Linked DNA regions of Homo sapiens: region 1 is linked to region 2. Evidence: chromatin loops called from intact Hi-C (ENCODE). Cell type or tissue: IMR-90. All regions are shown on one strand. Each heading gives the region's core, and the rest is flanking DNA. Links, peaks and the distances in the headings are about the cores only.

Evidence for each region. Hi-C counts contacts between places; a loop is a spot of excess contacts. Peaks named below come from ENCODE experiments on the same cell type or tissue, not always from the same donor. Only the 100,000 strongest peaks of a DNase experiment are listed, where the experiment ranks them.
Region 1: a loop joins it to region 2, with 3 times the contacts of the local background. A loop is called at or near these places in 4 of 110 quality-filtered maps.

The regions. Positions count from the first base shown.
Region 1 is chr2:217,961,987-217,970,394 of GRCh38, forward strand. The region is part of intron 3 of TNS1 (tensin 1); the gene reads right to left. Among named protein-coding and RNA genes, the nearest start is that of TNS1-AS1, 13 kb to the right of the region's middle. RefSeq lists enhancers at 2,275-2,812, 2,813-3,349. In IMR-90, for the core only: no CTCF peak of the experiment used is centred there; a DNase peak (open chromatin) is centred at 4,205; H3K27ac peaks cover 2,516 bases.
Region 2 is chr2:217,896,492-217,904,899 of GRCh38, forward strand. TNS1 (tensin 1) reads right to left here. Exons shown (of 33, transcript NM_001387777.1): 7 at 3,972-4,021; 8 at 1,307-1,478. MIR6809 (microRNA 6809) reads right to left here and starts at 4,137; the gene lies at 4,022-4,137. In IMR-90, for the core only: CTCF peaks have their summits at 3,230 (motif pointing left) and 3,672; DNase peaks (open chromatin) are centred at 3,180 and 5,560; H3K4me3 peaks cover 484 bases; H3K27ac peaks cover 2,009 bases.

The sequences.
Region 1 (8,408 bases), core at 2,248-7,247, 66 kb after region 2:
GCCTCAAGAATCTGCAACATCAACTGCTACCTGAGTCTCTGGCCTACACACTTCACACTTGCCAGGCCCCACAATTGTGTAAGCCAATCCCTTACAATAAATTTCTTAATATGGGTTCTGTTTCTCTGGAGAACCCTGATGAATAAAATGAGTAGATAAGAGAAGTCAAGAACCAGGCTGGGTGAGGTGACTCACGCCTATAATCCCAGCGCTTTGGGATGCCGAGGCGGGTGGATCACCTGAGGTCGGGAGCTCAAGAGCAGCCTGACCAACATGGAGAAACCCCATCTCTACTAAAAATACAAAATTAGCTGGGCGTGGTGGCGCATGCCTGTAATCCCAGCTACTTGGGAGGCTGAGGCAGGAGAATTGCTTGAACCCAGGAGGCGGAGGTTGCAGTGAGCCGAGATCATGCCATTGCACTCCAGCCTGGGCAACAGGAGCGAAACTCCATCTCAAAAAGAAAACAAAAAGTTAAGAACCATGGGTCCTACCAACACAAGGAGCTCCCATTGGCCATGGCTAGATCAATTGGATTCAAGAAAAAAAAATGACCATATGAGTTTATGATCCATAAAGTGAATGTCAGGGTGTCCATACTGACAAATAAATAATGGAATAAATCAGTAAAATGGGGATAAGGCACCATTCTTTACAGTAGAATTCCAGTTAATAAATGTAGAAAGAATGATGGAAAGAGAAAATCAAACACACCCAAATTGAGGGACATTCTTCAAAATAACTAACCAGCACTCTCCAAAAGTGCCAAACTCATCAGCAACAAAGAAAGACAGAAGAACTGTCCCAGATAGGAGAAGACTCAGGAGACACGATGACCACATGCAATGTGGGATCCTGGATTGGATCCTAGATCAGAAAAAGGGCAGTGGTGGGAACACTGGCCAAATTCTACTACAATCCTCAGATTAACGTCAGATCAATGTGAATGTCCTGGTTTTGATAACCGTGCATGGTTATGTAAGATGTCAGCATTAGGGGGAGTTGGGTGAAGGATATAAGGAAACTCTGTACTATTTTTGCAAATTTTGTGTAAGTTTAATCATCTCAGAATACAAAGTAACAAAACAAAAACTTGGGTTCTAAGGAAGGCACAGATTAGGGTCAGATGAGGGTCAGAGGATAGTTCAAGAATTAAGTCCTTGGAAGGGGAGAGGAGTTCAACCTGAGAGGTCCCGAGATACCTCCAGGAATCAGACAAGGGATGCTCAGACTAAGAGGGCAGAGGAGGAAGAATGCAGACCACCCAGGGAACACGGAAAACAGAACTGGCCCAGGGATAATTGGCACAGGTGCTCCGGCACGGGGTCATCACCTGGAGAGAGCCAGACTGCATCTAATGACAATAACCATGCCACCGCCACCACACCACAGCCATCACAGGTCACTGGCTATCATGCACCGGGAGCGTAAAAGCACTCTCCATACCTAGCTCATCTAATCCTCACCACAAGACTGCAGGCAGGACTCATGACCCCAGCTTATGGACCAGGAAGCTGAGAACCTGCGCACTTGAGAAAATGGCCCAAGGCTACTCAGCTATAAGCAGGGGAGGCAGGAAACAAATCGGCTCTAATGTATATTTCCAAATAGCTAGATAAGAATAATTCCAGTGTTTCTAGCATGAAGAAAAGATAAATATTTAAGTTGATGGATATCCCAATTACACTGATTTGATCTTTACAAATTATATGACTGTATTAACTCATCACGTGAGCCATGAAAATATGTACATTTACCGAAAAAAAAAAAAAAAAGGCCAGGCTCAGTGACTCACACCTCTAATCCTAGCACTTTGGAAGGCCTAAGTGGGAAGATTGCCTGAGCTCAGGAGTTTGAGACCAGCCTGGGCAACATGGTGAAACCCCATCTCTACTAAAAATACAAAAAAAAAAAAAAAATTAGTCGGGTGTGGTAAAATTTCTTAAAAATCAGCTCTGACTCCCCAGGCCCCAAATCTTAAAACAAGAGACTTTGACTGTTTCCAGTCCAACCTTCCTCCCCACAACGTAAGACAGCTACTGAGAGCTCACCTCCTCACAAGACGGCTGGTCCAGTGGAGAACATTCAAATTGTCTTCCCTGGAGGTTCGGGAGGCCTCAGTAAAGCAAAACATGACAAGCCAGTTTACACTCACTTCCTCCACCCAACCCAACTGCAGCCTCTGTCCTCAGACTTTATTCACAGAGGGGTGCTGATCATAATTGCTAGCATTTATCTATTGCTCTAAGCACTTTGTAGGCATTAATGCATTTAATTCTTACAATCATCTTATGAAGCAAGATCTATGTTTATGACTATTACAGATCAAGAACTCAAGTCACAAAGAGGCTGTGCAACTTGTCCAGTGTCAGAGATAGTGAGTGTTGAAGAAGAAAAGTCAGACTTGGCACTCAGCTCAGATTCTCTCCCCAGGCCTCTCCCTAAGCCTGGGCTCAAGTCCCCGGTCCTGGTTCCACCACCTTACCGGCTGTGTGAGCGCACTGCTCAATCATCTGAGGCGTTTCCTCCTCTGTGCCCTAGCGATTATATTAATACCTATCTTGTAGTGTTGCTGTGAGGATTAGATTAAATAGATCCTGTGTGTGCTAGGATATAGGAGTTTTGGAAGCTGCGCGCTGATGTGGAATTCAAGCCAGTGTGAGTTCTGTATGCAGACGAGGGCTCCAGGGCTTTCCTGCTGCTCCTCCAACCACATGTGACCCACGAGTGACCTTCCTCCCCTGCTTCCTTGAACAGGACCTAGTCTGAACCCAGACACCCCTGGACACCCTCGCTTGGGTGCGCCGGGCCGCGCCAGAGGAAACAGGCCAGGGGGTTAATCTGTGACTCGCTCTGTGTTCTGCTGTGCCCCAAGACACATACACCCCTCTCCTCCTAACGGCCCCCCGCTAACATCCCACCCACCTGCCCGCTGCAAGGGGCATTGGCCAAGTCACTCATCAGCCAGGAGCCAGAACCCCCAGAGAGAGGGAGCAGGGGTGTCAAAGATCCTTGGCAGGGCGGAGCAGAGATAAACAACTGCAGGGGAGGGGAATACACAGGGCCAGCAGGTGGCTGCAGGCAGAGGAATCCATTGGAACAGGTTAAGGGAACGCGAACCACAGTCATTCAGTGGAGCTGCCCTGGCCTGCTGGCTGGTGGATTTCTGGGGCACTTAGCTGTTTGTTATTTCTGGGGCACTTAGCTCTTTATTATCCTAGGATCTCAGAAGAATAGAACAAGAGTTATCTATTGAGCAAAAGCCTATCACATGCCAGGATTTTACCTACATTCTCTCTAATCCTCCCACCAACCTTGCAAGGTCAGCATGATATCAGCAAGATATCAATGTCACCATTTTTATACAGCTGAGGAAACCTGATTTCAGAGTGGGAGTGACTTGCCTGATACAACAAGGTTCATGTAAATAGCAGAGTCAAGAGCCTCCTAAGCCGGAGGCCACAGGGACTCCAACTGCATGCACCAGGCCACCTCTCCTGCTGTCCAGGCTCAGGAAGTGGGTAGTTCTAGGTCAGTGGCTTGGGAGGCTCAGAGAACTACAACTGAGTCTGAGCCTCCAGGCAGAGCCCAGCAGCAGAGAATGCTAGGTTCTCATAAGGCATCCTGGGCCTCCCTCCACACCAGCAGGTTCTCTCAGCCAAGGTGGAGCCCCAGGAGGCAAGGAGCTGCTACTCACCACTGCCAGGCTCACCACACCCCGGGAGGCGGCCGTCCACCAGCAAAGGCCTTGCTCTCCCTGCTTAGCCAGCTCAACGGGCACCACAGACCCCCCGAGCTAGAAGCCAGAAGCAGCCAGGGTGGCTGGTGTGGACCAGGGGTCTCCTCCCACCTCACCGATAGAGCTCCTAACCTGAACTGGACCTTCTGCCCTCCCCTGGTACCACACCACAAACCCCGCCCTCCTAGATCCCTCACCTGCTCAGTGGGACTCCACTGGTCTTTGTTCCCTCTAGCGTGCTTCATCCAGCATCCTGTTCCACCAGGACCCCAGGACTTTCCTCTCCTCTCTCTCTCTCTCCATTCTCCATCTCCCATTTGCCCTTCTCTCTGCTCTGGGCTCCTACCCTCCCCCTCTCTCTAACTCCTCTGGTCTCTCAGATGCAGCAAACCCTTGTGTGATGTTTACACAGCCGCAGCGTCAGAAACGCTGAAAAATATGAGACCTTTGGGGAGCCACATTCCAGGAAAATGAGAAGCCAGTCACAGCTCAGTGTCTCTTCACCCCCAGCCTTGCCCCTCCCTGCTATGGGGAGCAGGCTGCGTGTGTGTGTGTGTGTGTGTGTGTGTGTGTGTGTGTGTGTGCGCGCGCGCGCGTGTGTAAGGAGACAGCAAGAGAGAGAGAGACTCAAAGATGTCAGGGGAAGTTAAAGCTTCTTGCAAAATTGTTATAAAGCAAGAGAAAGTAGCTTCTCCCCCAAAACCTACCTCATCCTTGAATCCATCCCCAGCGAAGCTGAAGCCAGAAGAACAGACACCAGGGGAAGCAGTAACTTCCCCAGGGCCTGCATCCAGTTAAGTTGAAGAGGCATTTCCCAGGGCAAACACGGGCTCCACAAGCGCTGCCAGGGACCCAGCATCAGATGTTGGAAAATAATGCAGATCCCTAAGTCTAACCCCAGATGCACTGAGTCAAACTTGACAGGGCAGGAGTATGCTGAACAGGCTCACCAAGCGATGCTGAGGCTCACTGAACAGCACAAGGGAACACTGACCCATTGCTCTCCCCTAAGCAATGATAAAGTCAGAAAATCATGAAGTCACAGCTGTGGGGAGTAGAGGCTGAGTGTGGAACACGAAAGGTCCCTTGCTGTACTGAAATCCATCAGACATTAGAGCCAGACTCTCAGACCCGAGCAGGAAGCCCACATCACTGCCTGCTGGTTGCATAACTGGTGTTAAGACTTTCCCTTCAATGGCTCATCTGACAGTGTGAACAATCACATCTGCTTTATATGTGGTATTTCAAGGATTAAATGAGAAGAGTGTCACGTAGTCACCATGCAGGGGATACTTAATAAACAGTGTCTATAGGCCGGGTGCGGTGGCTCACGCCTGTAATCCCAGCACTTTGGGAGGCTGAGGTGGGCGGATCACGAGGTCAGGAGATCGAGATCATCCTGGCTAACACGGTGAAACCCCATCTCTACTAAAAATACAAAAAAAATTAGCCAGGCTTGGTGGCAGGCACCTGTAGTCCCAGCTACTTGGGAGGCTGAGACAGGAGAATGGCATGAACCCAGGAGGCGGAGCTTGCAGTGAGCCGAGATCAAGCCACTGCACTCCAGCCTGGGTGACAGAGCGAGACTCGGTCTCAAAAATAAATAAATAAATAAATAAAAATAAAAAATAAACAGTGGCTATAAGCAAAAGTAAGGAAAAGGTAAATTCTTTGAAAAGATCAACAAAATTGGCAAAACTTCAGCTAGATTGATTAAGATTCAAAGAAAGAAGACTCAAATTACTCAAATCACAAGTGAAAGAGGGGACATTACTACCAACCTTTCAGAAATAAAAAGAATTATGAAGAAATACCATGAATAAATCAGATAGCTAAGATAAAATAGACAAATTCCTAGAAAGGCATAAACTACCAAAACTGACTCAAGAAGAAATTAGAAATCTGAATAGACCTATAATAAATAAAGAAATTGAACTGGCAATCAAAAAACTACACGCAAAGAAAAGCCCAGGTCCCGATGGCTTCACAGGTTTAAATGTTCTCCACAAACTTTTAAAGAAGAATCAATATCAATTCTTTACAAATTCTTCCAAAACATAGAAGACAAACAAACACCTCTCAAATCATTCTATGAGGCCAAAACCAAAGATATCAAAGGAAAAAGAAAACTACCGTCCAATATCTCTTTCGAATATAGATGTAAAAATCCTCAAGAAAATGCTAGCAAAGTGAATCCAGAAACATTTAAGAAAGAGAATTATACACCATGACCAAATGGGACTTATCCCAGGAATGAAAGGTGGTTTTAACAACTGAAAATCAATTGATGTATTATACTGTATCAATAGACTAAAAAAACAAAAACTACATGATCATCATTAAAAGAATTTGACAAAATCCAACACCATTTCATGATTTCAAAAACATTCAACAAACTAGGAATAGAAGGAAACTTCCTCAACCTGATGAAGGGCATCTGTGAAAAATCCACAGCTAATATCATGCTTAGTGGTGAAATATTGGATAGTTTCCTCCTAAGTTCGGGAACTAGACAACAATTTCTGCTCTTGCCACATCTAGTAACATTGTATTGAAGTTTCCAGTCAGGACAATTAGGCAAAAAATGAAATAAAAAGCATCCTGGTTGGAAAGGAAAAACTAAAACTATATTCACAGAGGACATCATCTTGTATGTAGAAAATCCTAAGGAACCCCTTAAATACTATTAGAATTAATAAATACTGATGATTGTAAGATAAATCATCACTACACAAAATCAATTATATTTTCATATACTGACAATGAAAGACCTAAAAATGAAATTAAGAACAACTCCATTTAAAACAGCATCAAAAAGAACAAAATACTGAAGAAAAACTTCACAAAAGAAGTAAAAAATATATACTCTTAAAATTACAAAATATTGTTGAAATAAATTAAAGAAGATATAAATAAATATAAACATATCTCATGCTCATGAATCAGAAAACTCAAAATTGTTTTTTGGTGTTTTTTGTTTCCTGTTTTGATCAAAGTCTCACTCTGTCACCCAGGCTGGAGTGCAGTGGAGCAATCTCAGCTCAATACAACCTCCGCCTCCCGGGTTCAAGAGATCTTCCTACGTCAGCCTCCCGAGTAGCTGGGTTTACAGCTGTGCACCACCATGCCTGGCTAATTTTTGTATTTTTAGTAGAGATGGGGTTTCACCATGTTGGTCAGGCTGGTCTCGAACTCCTTACCCACCTCAAGTGATCCACCCACCTCGGCCTCCCAAAGTGCTGGGATTACAGGCATGAGTCACCACTCCCAGCCTCAAAATTGTTAAGATGGCAATACTCCCCCAGTTGGCCCACAGAGTCAATGCAAACCCTATCAGAATTCCAACTGGCTTATTTGTAGAAATTGACAGGCTGATCCTAAAATTTATTTAAGGGACACAGAATAGCCAAGACAACCTTGAAAAAGAATAAAGTCAGAGAATTCACACTTCCCAATTTTGAAACTTAATACTAATGATGCCAAGATCATTCAGTGGGGAAAGAATGATCTTTTCACCAAATAGTGCTGGAACAAATGGATAACCACATGCAAAACAGCATTTACCTTACTTCACATCATATATAAAAATTAACTCAAAATGGATAAAAGACCTAAATATAAGAGCCAAAACTGTAAACTCTCAGAAGAAAACAGGGGTAAATCTTTGTGACCTTGGATTTGGCAATAAATTCTTAGATATGAAAGCAAAAGCACAAGCCACTAAAGAAAAAATAAACTAGACTTCAACTAAATTCAAAACTGGCTTTTAAGACAACCAGAGAATAGAAAAAAAAAATTCAGATCTATATTTGATAAGGAATTTGTATCCTGAACGTATAAAGAACTTTTACAACTCAATAATAAAAGACAAATAACCCAATTTTTTAAATGAACAATGTCAATAAACATTTCTCCAAAAAAGATACACAAATAATCAATAAACACATGAAAAGACACTCAACATCATTACTCATCAGGGAAATCAAATCAAAACCATGATGAGATACCACTTGACATCCACTAGAATGGCTACAATCAAAAAGTCAGATAATAACAAGTGTTGACAAGGATGTGGAAAAATTGGAAACTTCACATATTGCTAGCAAGAATGTAAAATGGCACAGCTATGTTATGGGTTGAATTATGTCCCTCACAAAAGATGTGCTGAAGTCCTAACCCCCAGCACCTTTTTGAAAGTAGGGTCGTTACAGATGTAATCAAGCTCTAAAATGGGGTCATGAGGATGGGCCTTAACCATCTATGACAGTTCCTGATAAAAAAAAAAAATTTGTACACAGAGACACATAGACACAGAAGGAAGATGATGTGAGGACACAGGTAGGCCACCACGTGAAGACAGAGGATGGGTGATGCACCTACAAGCCAAGGAACACCAAAGATCGCTGGAAACCTCCAGAAGCTGGAAAGAGGCAAGGAAGGGCCCCTGCAGGTTTCAGAGGGAGCACAGGCCTGCCAACACCTTGATTTTTGACTTCTAGCCTCCAGAACTGTGAGACAATACATTTCTGTTGTTTTAAGTCACCTAGTTTGTGATACTTTTTTAGGACAGCCCTAGAAAACCAATATAAGCTATTGTGTAAAACAGCTGAGCAGCTCCTCAAAACATTAAACATAGAGTTACCCTATGACTCCACAATTCCACTCCCAA
Region 2 (8,408 bases), core at 1,244-6,243:
AGTGATGCGCTACAAACCAAGGAATCCCACCGCAAGCTAGGAAAAGGCAAGAAGGGATTCTCTGCCATAGGATTCAGAGGGAGCATGGCCCCGTCAACACCTTGATTTCAGATTTCCAGCCTTCAGAACTGTGAGAGAATAAATTTCTGTTATTTTGAGCCACCAGATTTGAGGTAGAGTCATCACTTGGTGTCTATGGAGGATTTGGATCTAGGACCCCTCCACCCCGCCATGGATAGTGGATACCAAAATCCATGGGTGCTCAGGTCTCTTACATAAAATATGTACTATTTACATATAACTTGCATATAAAAAATGTACTATTTGCATATAACTTATGCATATACTTCCGTAGACTTTAAATCATCTCTAGGTTACTTGTAATACCTAATACAATATAAACGCTCTGCAAATAGTTGTTCTGCTGTATTGTTTTTATTTGTATTGTTTTTTATTGTTATTTACTGTTGGGTTTTTTCTGAATATTTTCAACTCATGATGGATTGAGTCCAAAGAGGTGAAACCCATGGATAGAAAGGGCCACCTCATTTGCTACAGTGGCCCTGGGAAACTAATGCAGCCTCCTACATCCCACCTCAAACACCCTGGGGACAGCCACCTGAGGTTGTACAGATCAGATCTGTGGGTCCAGTCCACAGGCACCTCCCTCTAAAATGGACCTGAGCCCTCCTCTGGGGCCAAGGACGGATCAGCCTTTCTGCGTTAGTGGAGACCACCGCCAGCACCTCTCTCCCGTGTGCCAAGGTGACTCCTCTGGGCCAGGCCGAGCCAGGTGCCAGCAACCCAGGGTCCCTTAAGACACATGTTGCCAAGACTCTGCCCTCAGACTTCTCAGAGGCACCGACCCTGTGCCAGCTCTGCCACTTCCTGACCCTGCAACCTTAGGCAAATAACCCCACCTCTCTGTGCTCTGGCAAGTGCCTGCTTGCTAGGGCTGCTGCAAAGGTTAAGTGCGTGGAAAGCAGTTGGAACAGGGCCTGGCTAGTAGCAAGCGCTCAATAACCTGAACTCTTATTGGTACTCTCTTCTCCTGGCCAGCACACACATGCACACACAGAGTTCCAGATGCTACATTCCAGCTGCAGCACACTCCTTAGAGGAGAGCTGGGCTGGAGAGTGATTGAAGACTCAGGCACGAGAGCTGCCTGAGGGGAAAGGCAGATAAACAAAGAGAAGAGGGCATGCTGGCACAGGGGCTGGTGGCAGGGATACCAGTCATGTAGAGGTGGTGAGCAGATGGAAGCATAGAGGGCACAGGACAGTGGGCACGAGGATCCATCCTCACCAGGTAGTTGCCTCCATGTTTGGACTTGAGCATCTGCGCCACCTCACGGAGGTTGCTCCGGAAGTTCTCCTCATTGGCTGTGCTGGGGAAGGAGACAGCGATGATCCTCTCTGTGACGTACACCAGGTCCAGCTCACAGCTGTCCTCCATGGTCCGGCTCACACTCATGTTTCTAGGGAGACAGCAGGCAGCGGAGGGTCCATATCAGAATCCAGCCCACAGGGAAGGCCCCAGATAGCTGCACCCCATACACACCCTGTGTGACCCCCATATGCAGCCCAGGGTGCTTGGCTGCTCTTCAACCCAAGGCCAAGGCCACAGGCTTCCTCTGGCAAGGCCAATGTGGCCGGCTTGGGAGTGCCGGCGAGAACAAGCTGGGTAGGGCTGGCAAGGACCTCAGGCCATTTCAGAACCAAACTGTGATGACACCAATTCTTGGTTCCCATCAGTCCTTTGGCCACTGCCTTCAACCTGTGACTCCAGAGCTCAGAGCCAGGGCCAGACTGGCCCAGGAACCCAGGAGCTCTGGCTCCCAACACTGGCTGCCTGGCCAGGCAGAAGTCTCCCGAAAGGCCCCAGACTGCTCTGGAAGAGGAAGGAGAGCCTGCGCTGGGCGCTCTCCAGCCCTGGAACGGAGACTTCCCACTGCCCGCCCCTAGCTCTCGAGCTGTGGAGTGGGCGGGAAACCTCTCAGGGGAGGGGGCATCTCAGGTGACACGTTCACCTGGGTTCCAGGTAAGCCAGACCACAGCACACATTCCAGCCCTCCCGGAGGCAGGCCAACTCCTGCCCTTTGTTCCTTGGCCTTCTCCCCACCTCTGGCAGCTCCCACTGCCTGCCAGAGCTGCTTCTTGGCAGCAGCCTCCCTGATTTCTAAGGGCCCAGAAAACAAGAGGGCACAGAGCCCTTGTTGCTGCAGTGGCGGGCAGCCGCCAGCACCATGCGTTTCCCGGAGAGGTGGGGAGGCCCCTGGGCTGGCCATCCTCTCCACTGGGCACTGGGTGAGGAAGGGAGGGGCTCGCATCTTTACATCTCTCCCAACTTTTCTTCCAGAGGAAGGGTCCAGGATGCCCACTTGGGAAGCCCACCTCTTGCTTCTAGAAGCACCTCCCCCATCCCTCCAGCTTTTTCCCCAATCATTGACCTCCTAGTGTCTCGCTTCCCCCTCTATCAAATGCAGGCAGCACTGACATTTCATTCTGCTAACCTTTCACCACAGCGGGATAAAGTGGAGAGTGGAGGGCAGCGAAAGGAATACCACTGGGGTATTTAAAAGTGATGAGGGCTCTCTGGCACTAGACAGAACAAGCCCCCAGATGCTGAGAAGCCATGAGGAATCCAGACCTCCACCAGGGTTCAATCCCAGTCCAGGTGGGGTGTGGAGATGGGGCAGCCAAGGATGAGGCATGGCAGGACCTCTCTGTTGGGATGACAGGGGCCTGAGTGGGACTGGGGACCAGCACCCAGAGGTAAGGAGCCCGGTTTGAGTTTGACTCTGAGTCCCAGCTACTTCTTGTCCCTATGGAAAGCTTCTCATTGCAGCTGTGGGGGAGAAGTTTCTATCTCAAGCCAACTGCCTACCCAAGGACAGTTCTTGTAGGTGGTGACCAGTCTGGGACAAGAAGCCACACGCACACATACCTGCAAGCAAGTGGGTGTGAGGGCGGGGAGCCTCAGCTAACTTGCAGCATCCCCTCCTCCCCATCCTCCAAAACCCCTCTCTGTTCTGGCTCCAAGGAAGAAACTAGAATGTCAGAAAAACTCGCAAGACAAGCTCCTGTGATTTCAGCCTCTCCCTCAGCACAGGAAGGGGAGCAAGAGGGGCCGTGCTGGTGAGGGCCATGAGTCAGACGTGGCCCATCTGGGGCACTGACCCGCCCCTGTCTACAGGCTGGATCCCAGGAAGGACGCAAATGCAGAACAGTGCCACCAGCCGGACAGCCTCAGCATCACACTCTGCATCCACCTGCCCAGGTCTAAGGGAAGGAGGGGATCCTCTAAGGAGCCACCTCCAGTCTGTGGACAGCTGGCAGCTGGGCCAGAAACTTCCAGGGGCTTCAACTCTACTGCAGGGCTGGCATCCCCAATCATCTCAGGAGCCTCAGTGGGTGAAGGTGAGGCAGAGAGGGCAAAACAAACTCTCTGGATCGCCAGGACACAAAGTCCCTTGTGCATCCCCTTCCCCCGGCCCCTGCCAGCCCAGCCAGATAGGGAACTTCCCTTTCATAAATGACTCTGCCCAGTCAGAATCCTGTCTGCAGAGAGGAAGAGATCCAGCACAGGCCTCAATGCTCATCAGCCCTAAACGCAAATCCAAGTGCTGCCTCTTGGTGGCTGTGTGACCTTTACAAGTCACCTCATCTCTCTGAAATGCTGCTCTACCAAAGGGAATAAAATACGTACCTTGCGGGGTTGTTGCAAGGACTAGATGAGCTCATGCAGGTAAATAAAGACTCAGCTCAAGGGCTGGCTAAGAGCTCAAAACACAACTGTTGCCAACGGCATCCGCACGCATCCTCTCCTGTGCCTTTCACGTTTGCCCACACTCCCCACCCGTGGCTTTATGGCTGCAGTCCGGGGGACCCAGAGGCAAGACTTAACAGGGACACCCACAGTGACCCCCCTGCTTGCACTCCCGCCCCCTGCCCCCACGGGCCAGGCATACCTGATGGGCTGGAGGTGGGGCTGGACACTCGGGGTGACCCTGGTGGAGCCCTGGGAAGGAGAGAAGAGAAGCAGCATTATGCAGGGGTGGGCAGGATGGCAGGAGGAGCACACCAGAGAGCTGTCCACGGGGGCAAACATGATCCTCTTCTTTCCTTGCCAACATTCTGGCCCTGCCACCCTAACCCCTGCAAAAACACAGCCTGCCCGAAGCCAAAGCCATCAACACTGATTCCACGTGAGTGTGCCTGCCTGTGTGCAAGCCCCAGAGGGACAAAAGGAAGAATCCCGAATGCTGAGGAGTGCACCCCACTGGGCTGGTGCCATCCACACTGAGGGCACACTCAACAGTTACTGAATCAATGGAAACACACTTCACTTTGATACACTCGCCAACACAAGAGAAACCCCAGGAGGAGAATACGACTGCCACCACAAAAGGAGCGATGAGAGTAATGGCGCCCCTCTGTCTTGCCACCATCACCCCACACTTCTCTGCTTGAAAGCTGTAACATCAAGTCATTCAATTGAGTTTAGAGACCAGAACAGGCAGGTGGAGCATGCAGGAACCAAGACGAGGCCTAAGACAGTGAGCCATGCTCCTGAGGGCCCACTCCCCACTGTCTGTGGCAGACAGTAACCATCTCACCCACTCCCCTTTTCACAGCTGTCGAGTGGTACAAACTTAAGCAAATGGGCCCAATCCATCCCAGGGCAGCAGGATGGCATGGCGGGTGTGAAAGCACAGGGTCAGAGGCCCACAGACCACAGAGTTTGGATTCCAGGATCCTGCTGGGCAGCCCTGCCAGTTACTTAACCCCTCTGAGCCTCTTGTAATGTCACATGTAAAATGGGACAACCTTCAGGCTGGCAGTGAGGATCCAAAGGAGTTATGCATATAAGGCACTTCGCATCATGCCTGGTATTTACCAGATGACAGCTGTTGTTTTTGTTGTTACTTTTGTATCAAGAAAAATGAAAAGGGTAGTTACAACCAAACATTCACCTCTATAGAAAACCAACACCCTGCATCGCCTCTACCCATCCTTCCAGTCACCTCACAGGATGCAGAATTGGGAAGGCCAGTTTCTAGATTCTCAGACCTCCTGAGCCCATTGACACCTTCCAAACACCCATGTGCCTCTCAGAAAATGGTCTTTTCCTACCGCCAAGTTGCAGCCTCTTCTTTAAAGAGACAGGACCACAATCTGCCAAGAAAGGAAGAAACTGAGGCACAGAATAACTTACCCTCAAGTCCCTGGGAAGTTGACGGCCAGGCAGGATTCACACTCCAACCTGGGGCTTGACCACGGGGTCTCCAAGAAGAGGAGCCCCTGCACCCCTCTCCTGGCTCCGCAGTGCCTACGAGGCAGGATAGGTGGGTTCCGAGGTCCAGCTCCCAGCTGAGCCCCAAGTTAGAGCAGCTCTGCTAAGAGGGGGACCCTCCATCCAGCTGTCCGGAAGAAGGCTCTGCCCAGAGTCCCAGCTGCCTCGGACCAATGAGCAGCTCCTCAGCAGTGAAGGAGGGAAGAGCCAAGTGGGGCTACTGGGGGGAAGTTTCTAAGTCTCACAGCTCTTCTGGCCCTGAGGACTCCAGTTTGCATGAGTCAAGCTTGGGGGTGGGGGGATTAGACAGGGGTGGAGCTGGGAGTCAACGAGTGACTGTGTTTGGTTTTCAAGACCCAAACCAGGCTGTTCCAAAACTGCCCCCTCAGAGGAACACAGAAACCCAACAGTTCACCCATCTCCATTTCACTGGTCCCTAATGAGGAGTCCCTGAATCTCCCCAGGCCCTAGGCCCTGCTCCAGGCCCCAGGGCCACCCTGCTATAAATAGCCCCTTGAGTTTCATCTGTTGCTGATCCGTAGCCACTTTTGGAGGAAGCCACCACAGCTGCTTTGAACAACTGGAAGCCACAACGGTAGCCAAGACGTGAGGTGTGGCCAGGAGCATGGGACCAGACCCAGGGAGCTGGAGAAAGACAATGGGCCATATTGATATGGGCTTGGCAGGGGGAACTGGGGAACCAAGGGGGGCCGGGAGCCTGCAAAGGTGCAGGGGTAAGCAGGACAAGCAGGACAGGAGACCTGGCTCCCCTTTCCCCACCGCCCTCTTCCAAACATTACAACACTCCACATTCCTCAGCCTCCCCACCCCAAAAAAAGCCAGTGAAGATAAATAAAAACTTGGCCCAAACAGAGTCTGGCCAGGCCGCCTCCAGAGGTGATAAGGCAAAGTCCAAGCCCGCTCTGCTCCACCGGGCGGGGAGGGGAGGGGAGGCATGGGGAGGAAGCCACCCTGGACAGTGACCCCAGTGCAGAGGATGGGGGACGAACAGCTGGGACTGTCATCCCCTGATGAATCACTGGGCTGCCCTCTCACTGACGGGGCTTCCTGTTTTCTGCAAAGTTTGGGGGCACGTGACCCTTGCTGGCGGACAGCAGACATGCACGGTGACACGTCTGAGTGTCGGTACACACAGACAGACAGAACTCAGAGAACAACAAATGGGCTGGGGCAGGGGCACGGCATGTCAGCAAACACACCCTACTGCTCCAGAAACACAGGTGACCTCACACGAGGCTAGAGATGGTGCCTTTGGAAGCATGCCTCATCACGTAGGCTTTTTACAAGCACAGTGGGAGTAACACAAGGCATCCGGTCATCCCTGGGCCTCCAATCTTCATGCTCATTCTCTCATTCAGCAAACATCCACCGAGTGCCACCAGCTGTGTGCCCAGCCATGTTCTAGACACCAGGGGACAAAGGAAGTGAAGTCCCTGACCTCAGAGAGCTTATATTTTACAGACCATGATACTCATCACCATACCCAGTGTGAGGAGTAGAGGTTCCGTCTCATTTGTCCATCTGTAAAATGGGCACTGCACAGTGCTCACATAATCTTCTGCCTACTCCGCGTGGAGCCCCTAGGGAAAACGACTACAGGACTTTACAAACCTTATAAAAAGGAAAATAAGCTCTCTGCCTGCCTGTAATCCTATTCTTTTCCTCTCCGGGGATCACAAATCACCTTACCCAAATGGCTTTGAACTTCTTCCTGGCTCCTCTCAAGACACAGGTTGATTACAGAACTTTTCATCCAACTCTCTAAACACCAAACAGAACTCTCCCCATCCTTACCTCCAAAACACAATCCTTCCTTTGCTGAAAGGGCACCATGAAAGGAAATTCGACAGCCTCCCAGACAGAGTGTCTTACTTTTCTCACTGTCAGGAATTTCCTCCTGGTATCTAACCCTCATCCTTCCTGCTGCAGATTCAGCCAACTCTTTTTGCCTTGGTCCTCATTGCAGGCAAGAGTGGATCACCACTCAGACACTACTGGGTGGCTCAAGGTCTATGACCCCAGGTTCTGTTATCTGCTGCCTTCTTCCCCGTCATGAGGCAAGGAGCACGAACCTCCAGCCTTGGGTGGGGTTGGTTTGAAGCAATGCCTCTGTGGGAAGAGCCCTGCTTTCCTTTGAGGTCCACAGACCAAACACAACAGCTCAGGACCAAAAGAAAAGCCATTTCCTGAGCCCAGATCCCCAGAGGGGCACAGTTGGGAGGAGGGTCTGTAAGCGAACACCAGGGGCCTTGTCAGGCAGCCAGAGATTGGTGACCAACCTACGTCAGGGGCCCGGCCCCATTCCTACATCTCCTCTGGGGGCTGTGGCCAACCCCCACATAGCACCCCCTTCAGCCACACCCCTTCCCCTCTCCTTCCTGCCCACTAGCCTGGATTTTTCCAAAACAAAGTGCGACACAGCACACTATCCACAAACTCCACTACACACCAACTCGGCAGGAGGAAAACAGCCATTCCTGCCTGTGAGTCCTGGGCCGTGGGCCAGAGACAGCAACACAGCTTGACAAACAGCCACATTATCACAGCAGCAGGCCCAGGTCCTCCTCCCCCGGGGTGGACTGCTGGAGAGTCCCGTGGCTGGGCAGGGGACTGGCTCAATGACCCTGGAGCCAACCCAACCTGAGACAGGTGACAGGAGCCTTACAAATTAGGTTTTCTCTCCTCTTTTACAGTACACAGGCCGTTCTGGTAGCTGCTCACTTGCTTACCTTTCCAAAGCTCATTTTGTCTCTCCTCCCATAGCCAGACAAGACAGCACACTTACCCACCCCGACACACAGGCACAGACACATCCATCCCAGATCACCAATACTTTCTTCTAAAAAAAGCCAAAGAGCCTCAGTCACAACTAAACGGCCACCTCTTTCTTCCCTAGGACCAAGGTCGTGCACACTCTTGCAATCAAAAGTTCTTCGTGACGTCTAACTTCACTGTCTCTTGCTGTAGCTCTAGTTGACGGGATCCATCTGGCCCAGACTGGGGATGTGGGGACAGCAGCTCTAGGATGTGGCTCCTGAGTGTGCCCAGACCATTGCCTAGAAGGCTTGGTTCACACACCATCACCCTGTCC